2 separate regions of the Homo sapiens genome follow, and region 2 is linked to region 1. Evidence: read pairs that join two places in POLR2A ChIA-PET (ENCODE). Cell type or tissue: GM12878. All regions are shown on one strand. Region 1 overlaps STAG1 (STAG1 cohesin complex component). Region 2 overlaps STAG1 (STAG1 cohesin complex component).

Region 1 (4,000 bases):
GTTTGGGAGGCCGAGGTGGGTGGCTCACGAGGTCAGGAGTTTGAGATCAGTGTGGCCAAGATGGTGAAACCCCGTCTTTACTGAAAATACAAAAATTAGCCTGGCATGGTGGTGGGCACCTGTAATCCCAGCTACTTGAGAGGCTGAGGCAGGCGAATCACTTGAAACTGGGAGGTAGAGGTTGCAGTGAGCTGAGATTGCGCCGCTGCACTCTAGCCTGGGTGACAGAGCAAGACTCTGTCTCAAAAACAAAAAATTTATTAATGAGAATGGTCAGATGATAAGGTACTCTGGTTAATTGAGAGATGAAGGTTATCACCAGCGTGTTCTGCTTTTTAGTAAACATATTTCGGAAATTAGGCTCCTTTTCTTTCTTCAGAAAAGTGCTGCATCCTGGAAAGACATTGTAATGCTTCTTTGGTAGTTGATAAATTTTGATGGCTTTATCAGGATTATTTATGAATCTTAGCTTTTTCTTTATTATTCTGCACACAGAAGGTTAGGCATGAAACCAAGAGCAAAGTTGGAAAGTTACCTCTAGACAAAATAAGATGATGGCTTACTACTTTTTCCTCCCATTGGGATGCAGACAACAAAATTGTGACTAAGGTGTTTTTTTTTTTTTTTTTTTTTTAGTTGTGGATAAAAGATTTGATTTTATAGATACAAAGGCAACATGGTGTAGAAGAACAAAAACTAGTGTAGGGCCAGAGATCTGAGTTTTAATTATAACTCTGCCACTAACTGTGTGTCTTTGATTGATTACTTCTCTGGGCCTCAGTTTCTTCATCTCTAAAATTAGTGTCTTTGGCCAGATAGCTGGTTTCCAAGATTTCCTGTAATTTTTTTAGTCCCTGTTGAAATAATCATGAAGTTAAGTCTTTATCAGGTAATGCAGTTTTTGATTTGAAAGTCATTAGTTTTGAAGACCTAGGTGTGATATTTTGCCTCCACACCTCCCGTCTGTTTATTGGAATAATTTATGCTTTCCACTAGCTGATAAGTGCACAGGCCAAATAAAATGTTGATATTTAGATAGCACTTATAGTTTCTGGTGCCAGGTGTGGGCATGTGTTTGCTACATACTTGATGAAAAAGAGATAGGTTAGCAAGTGTTTTCGTGTAATTTTGCTCATTGAGTCATTCATCAAGCATTTGTTGAACATTTACAATGAGCCATATAGTGTGGTTATAAAGACATTGAAGCACAGTTCTTGTTTTCCCGAAGTACACAAGGAGGGGCATATGAAGACTCAGAACTTAGGTAGTACCTTCTTCGGAAATCTTTACTTGATAGGCTTATTGCTCCTCTCTTTCTCCCATCCAGGGTTGATCTAAGTGTTCTCTCTGCCTTTGTATTTTAGTGGCACACAGTGCCGGGGCTGCCATGAATGGTTGTAGAATTGGTACCCTGCCTAAAGATACTTGGCCAAAGTGGTAGGGGAAGGCTGAAATCCAGATTTTATTCTGCTTGACAAATTCTATTTGCTTTTTCCAGCTTTTTCTAGTTTACCTGCCCAGAGGAGAGTGCTTTTTCTAATTCTTACAAAAGAACCTGTGTATTCCAGCAAATATCCACCCTTTGCATTACTGTATCATAAACATTCTGTATTGCTTTTTTTTTTTGTAGTAAAGTTTTGTAGTGGGTAATGAATGCCTTGAGGTGGTTTGTTGAAGTGAGCAAATGCTTCCTGAAGGAGATGAATTGTTATGTGAGTTTTGAAAGAGAAGTGAAAGCCAGACAAGGGTAGATGTTGGAGATGAGAATGACATTTCAGGTGAAGGTACAGTGTATATATGCAAAGGGACAGAGCTGTGATATATAGCCCAGTGGTTCTTAAAGTGTGGTCCTAGCACCATGGTGTCAGCATTACTTAGAAACTTGTTAGACATGCAGATTCTTGGCCTTCACCATAGGCCTGCCAACTCAGAAATTCTGGGGATGAGCAATCTGTGTTTTTACAGGTCTTCAGGTGATTCTGATGTAGGCTGAAGTTTAAGAATCATTGCTATAGCCCACCTCTTCAGAAAGTGTTACTTGATTGTGTTTGGAGCATGGGGTGACTAGGGAAGAGTGATTAAAATACAGAGCTGTAAGTCATGAGCAGAGTGAAGTGCCAAAGGAAAGTGTTTGAACTTTGTCCTTAGGCCAGTGGCTGCACCTTAGAATTACCTGACAGCTTTAAAACTATAGCAGTGTCTGGGATTTGTCCCAGACCAGCTGAACCCAAATCTGAGTTTCTGATGCACAGTGAGAGTTGTGAACTATATATAGTTCTGATTATAATAGTGTACATATTTATTGAAAATGTATCAAACATGGTGTCAAGTAGCTTACATGCATAATAATTAAACAACACAGCAGTTTTATGTAGGTATTATTCCTATTTCACAGGCAAGGTAGAGAGGTTAAGTACCTTTTCCCAATGTTACATAGCTGGAAAGTGGTTGAGTCCAGGTTTTTGTGACTCTAAAGTCTAATGTCTTAAGCAATTAAAACAAAAAACCTTGGGTTCTTGAATTTGGATGGCAAAATAATGACATCTTTATTTTTACTAACCTATAACTGAAATTTAGCAGTTCCTTCAATTTCAAATGTTGGCAACAAATCACAGTTGTGTTAGCAATACTTATTTTGTCACCAACAGAAATTAGAAATATTTTCATATTAAATTACAGATTGGGTGTGGTGGTGTGGGCCTGTAGTCCCAGCTACTTGAGAGGCTGTGGTGGGAGGATTGCCTGAGCCCAGGAACTTGAGGTTGCAGTGACAGAGGGCCTGGGTGACAGAGGGCGACTCTGTCTCTTAACCACAATTAGCCGGGCGTAGTGGCACGTGTCTGTAGTCCCAGCTACTCAGGAGGCCAAGGCAGGAGAATTGCTTGAACCTGGGAGGCGGAGGTTGCAGTGAGCTGAGATCACGCTACTGCACTCCAGCTCGGGCAACAGAGCGAGACTCTGTCTCAAAAAAAAAAAAAAAAAAAAAAAAAAAAAGCCTGGCGTGGTGGCTCATGCCTGTAATCTCAGCACTTTGAGAGGGCGAGGTGGGTGGATCACTTGAGGCTAGGAGTTCAAGACTAGCCTGGCCAACATAGCAAAATCCTGTCTCTACTAAAAATGTTAATACAAAAATTAGCTGGGCGTGGAGGCACATGCCTGTAATCCCAGCTACTCGAGAGGCTGAGGCAGGAGAATCACTTGAAACTGGGAGGCGGAGGTTTCAGTGAGCCGAGATCATGTCATTGTACTCCAGCCTGGGTGACAGCACAGCTCTGTCTCAAAAAAAAAAAAAAAAAAAAAAGGAAAACTACAGATGTTGTAGATATTTCAAAGTACAATTTCAGTACTTCAAAATTAGGGTAATTGTTAGACTAACCTCTAGATCTTATTTACTGTGTTAAAGAATCATATTACAATATTTTAAGTTGCTTTAATATATTGATAATTGTATTTGAATATAATTAATTCTCTTATAAGCATGGTACCATTCACAAAGAGGGAGAGTTTAGTGGATAGCTTGATGTAGGGTAGACAGGAAATTTTAAATTCATAAATCCCTTTGTCTAGGCTGAGCGTGGTGGCTCACTCTTGTAATCCCAACACTTTGGGAGGCTGAGGCTGGCAGATCACTTGACCTCAGGAGTTTGAGACCAGCCTGGGCAACATGGTGAAACCCTGTCTCAAAAAAACAAAAACAAAAACAAAAAAACCACACACACGCAAATTAGCTAGGCACGATGGCATGCATATGTGGTCCCAGCCACTCTGGAAGCTGAGTCAGGAGAATCCCTTGAGCCAGGGAGGCAGAGGCTGCGGTGAGCCAAGATCGTGCCTTTCACTCTCGCCTGGGCAATAGGAGTGAAATCCTGTCTCAAAAAAAACAAAAGAATCTTTACAGAAGAGACTGTCTCTCTTTCCCATCCCTCCTTTATTTGTTTTGTTAAATAGAAATGAAACCTAAGTTCTTTGTTGTTACATGTCAAAGTATTAGATTAAAAAA
Region 2 (4,000 bases), 130 kb after region 1:
AGGACTCTGGTACCTTCCATAATTTGGTGTTAACCCACCTTTCAACTTCTTCTTACTGTTTCTCTCTTGAAATCTGCTTCATGTTATTTTTACTGTAATTTTAATTATTAATATTTTTTACTGGCTATATTTAAAATTTATAAACGTTTGTAATTTTTTTATGTGGCAGTCTTTTGGGCACATTTTTTTCTATGAATTTACCTTCTGATTTTTATTATTTTGGCAGTACTTCCTAAAATAGTTGGGTCATGGTTTATTTAACTAGATTTTATTTGAACTGTTTCCAGTTTTATTGTATTAAAAATAGTACTTCTTTAGGCTGGGTGTGGTGGCTCATGCCTGTAATCTCAGCACCTTGGGAGGCTGAGGCGGGTGGATCAGTTGAGGTCAGGAGTTTGAGACCAGTCTGGCCAACATGGTGAAACCCTGTCTCTACTAAAAATACAAAAATTAGCTGGATGTGGTGCTAATTTCAAGGAGAGCTGCTTGAACCCAGGAGGCGGAGGTCGCAGTGAGCCAAGATTGCGCCACTGCACTCCAGCCTTGGCGACAGAGGAAGACTTCTTCTCAAACAAAACAAAACAAAACAAAACAAAACAAAACAAAACAAACAAACAAACAACAACAAGAAAAAATAAAGAGCACAGCTGTGCGTGGTTGCTCACGCCTGTAATCCCAGCATTTTGGGAGGCCCAGGCGGGCAGATCAGAAGGTCAGGAGTTTGAGACCACCCTGGCCAATATGGTAAAATCCCATCTCTACTAAAAATAAAAAAAAAATTAGCTGGGCATGGTTGCGCAAGCCTGTAATCCCAGCTACTCAGGAGGCTGAGGCAGGAGAATTGCTTGAACCCGGGAGGTAGAGGTTGCATTGAGCCAAGATTGTGCCACTACACGCCAGCCTGGGTGACAGAGCGAGACTCCGTCTCAAAAATAAAAAATAAAGAGCAAGATAATACAAGCCGACATCAGTGATTTAGAAACAAAGTAGGTATTTCTGTGGTTTGTATGGAAGAAAACTACAAAGTGATGAACAGGATTGGGTTTAGGGCAGAAAAGCATATGCTTTATAGCCAGGAGTTTGGTTGTTGAGTGTTAAAGTGCTTCATGAAGAATAGGAGAATCGAATCGGGCTTATTACATGAAGCCAAGGCCTAATGTGAGTCTCCCCATTTGTAAAGCAGGCTGAAGGAAAGTGCCAATAACTACTGCATAGGCTTATGTTTAGGGTAATCGTGTATCTCAAGTTACCCTTGAGATGTCCAGTTTGTGCTTATTGTCCATGTATTTATTAATAGAGGCTCCTTTAATATTCAGAAGGGTAGTAGTTTGCATGGCTATTTTTATTAAAACATCACTTACAGGAAATCAAAAGCTGAGGAAAGGGAGAAGATGGACATAATTCTTATAACTGACACCTGAATTGAAATGTCTGTTCATTTGGTTGGTGACTGGGTCTGTGAAAATTCCCAATGTTGTTTTAGGAAAGAGTCTGAAAATTCCCACTCTTGTCTTTTATATGATCTGGTTCTGCCATGGAGGTAATGACAGAAACATAAGAGGGGAGGGATAAATAATAAAATAATGAATATGTATGTTGAAGATGCTAGAGGGATGAAAGAAGAAATTCTGTCTTATACAAAATAAGGAAGATGAAACAAGATATGGAACAGGAGCAGTCTCGAAAATTGAAAGTAAATTCTTAAAACAGTACATTATGTTACTGAGGAAAAATACTGCTTTAGGTGCCATGAGAGGGAGAATTCAAGTATTGGCATTTATTGGACTCAGTTAGAATGTAGCCCAGAGAAATAAGGAGGTAAGAAAACATGAAAGAGCCATTTAAAGACTTTGGTATGGATTGAAGGGTTCCAGAATATACCAAGGGAAGAGATCAGAGGGAAGAAAAGAGATGAAGGATTTATTTTATTTTATTTTATTTATTTTTGAGACAGAGTCTCGCTCTGTCACCCAGGCTGGAGTGCAGTGGCGCAATCTCGGCTCACTGCAGGCTCCGTCTCCTGGGCTCACACCACTCTCCTGCTTCAGCCTCCCAAGTAGCTGGGACTACAGGCACATGTCACCATGCTCGGCTAATTTTTTTATTTTTAGTAGATACAGGGTTTTGCCATGTTACCCTAGGCTGGTCTTGAACTCCTGGACTCAAGTGATCCTCCTACCTCAGCCTTCTAAAGTGCTGGAATTACAAGATTGAGCCAGCACACCTAGCCCAATCTCTTTCCTTTTAATGGCTGCATGTATACCACATTTTCTAGTCTATTATTGTTGGGCATTTGGGTTGATTTTATGTCTTTCCTATTATGAATAGTGCTGCAATGAACATACACATGCATGTATGTTTATAATAGAATGATTTACATTCCTTTGGGTATATACCTGTTAATGGGATTGCTGGGTCAAGTGGTATTTCTGCCTTTAGTTCTTTGAGGAATCACGGTCTTAGATACAATTTTTGAAGAGATAATTTTGGAGAAATTTCCAGACAAATTTCCTTTGATCCAAAGTTTGTTCTCAGGAGTGAGCAAGATAAGTGAAAGTAATTTCATAGCTGTAAATAGTATAGTATAACTGAAGTATTAAGGAAATTTTGAAAGATTTCATCAAGGAATGTCTGATCGTTTTCTTTATAATGCAGTTAATGTTGAAATACACAGTAAAATAAATTCTCCTGGTAAATTGCATTATAAAATTTACCAGGAGAATAAAAAGGTGCTTTTTAAAAGTTTGTATTGGCCGGGCGCGGTGGCTCACGCCTGTAATCCCAGTACTTTGGGGAGGCCGAGGTGGGCAGATCACAAGGTCAGGAGATCGAAACCATCCTGGGTAACACAGTGAAACCCCGTCTCTACTAAAAATACAAAAAATTAGCCGGGCGTGGTGGCGGGCGCCTATAGTCCCAGCTACTTGGGAGGCTGAGGCAGGAGAATGGCGTGAACCCGGGAGGTGGAGCTTGCAGTGAGCCGAGATTGCGCCATTGCACTCCAGCCTGGGCAACAGAGCGAGACTCCGTCTCAAAAAAAAAGAAAAAAAAAAAAGGTTGTATTAAAGAGGAGATATACAGAGTTGTAATGTGAATATTAGTGAAAGAAATGTTAGTGAAAATGTTGGAGCCAGCTAAAGCATTACTTGGATAGATGTGTTATCTTAAGGGCATTAATGCTAAGCAAAAGCAAAAGAAACTAGAAAAAAGAAAAACAGCAAACCTAACATTACTGTGAAGAAAGGAATAATAAAAGTAGAAATGGAAGTTAAATAGAAAGGTTAAAGAAGGTCAACTAAACCCAAATATTTGAGTCTAAGAAAACTTTAGGACCAGAAGGTTTTATCTTAGGAATACCGAGATGGTTTAATATTAGAAAATCTTTTAGTATAATGTCCAGATAATCTCATTACAGGAGAAAAAAGCCTATACTTACCTGAAGTGATGTAGGATGTTTAGAAAAATTATGTGATAATATATAGCTAATAGTTTTTATAAACAGAAACTTTTGATAATTAGGAACAAGAGGGAACTTCCTTAGCTTGTAAAGGTTATCTCCCCCAAACCTACAGCTCAGATTATGTCATTTTTAAATAACGGTGAAGTTTAGGTGTATTCCCAGGATATAAGCATTATTACTGCTGTTCAGTACTGGAACACCTAGCCAATACATTAAAAAAAAAAAAGAAGAGCTATAGCAATTGAAGATGAAGATGCAAAAGTATCCCTATTGGAAGAGGATATAATTGTGTTGAAATTTCAAGAGAAACCGTAGACTGTTAGAACTAATGAGAGCATTCAGCAACGTTCCTGGATAGAAAGTTTAAAAAATCAGTAGCCTTTTCTGTATGGCATTAATAACCAATTAGAACAAGTAATCAGAAACGAGCATATTCAAGATAGAAGTAAAATCAATGAAGTACAAAATAAAAATCTAATAAAAAATTTGGGTGGAACAGAATAAACTACTATTTTAAAAACCCATCATATTGAGTAATTA

What was found. ChIA-PET counts read pairs that join two places held together with the same protein. Peaks named below come from ENCODE experiments on the same cell type or tissue, not always from the same donor. Only the 100,000 strongest peaks of a DNase experiment are listed, where the experiment ranks them.
Region 2: POLR2A ChIA-PET joins it to region 1 with 6 read pairs; 7 of 35 experiments call an interaction of 5 or more read pairs at or near these places.

Annotation. Positions count from the first base shown.
Region 1 is chr3:136,728,872-136,732,871 of GRCh38, reverse strand. All of the region lies in intron 1 of STAG1 (STAG1 cohesin complex component), which reads left to right. Among named protein-coding and RNA genes, the nearest start is that of STAG1, 22 kb to the left of the region's middle. In GM12878, no CTCF peak of the experiment used is centred here; a DNase peak (open chromatin) is centred at 1,751.
Region 2 is chr3:136,597,478-136,601,477 of GRCh38, reverse strand. All of the region lies in intron 4 of STAG1 (STAG1 cohesin complex component), which reads left to right. Among named protein-coding and RNA genes, the nearest start is that of STAG1, 150 kb to the left of the region's middle. In GM12878, no CTCF peak of the experiment used is centred here; no DNase peak of the experiment used is centred here.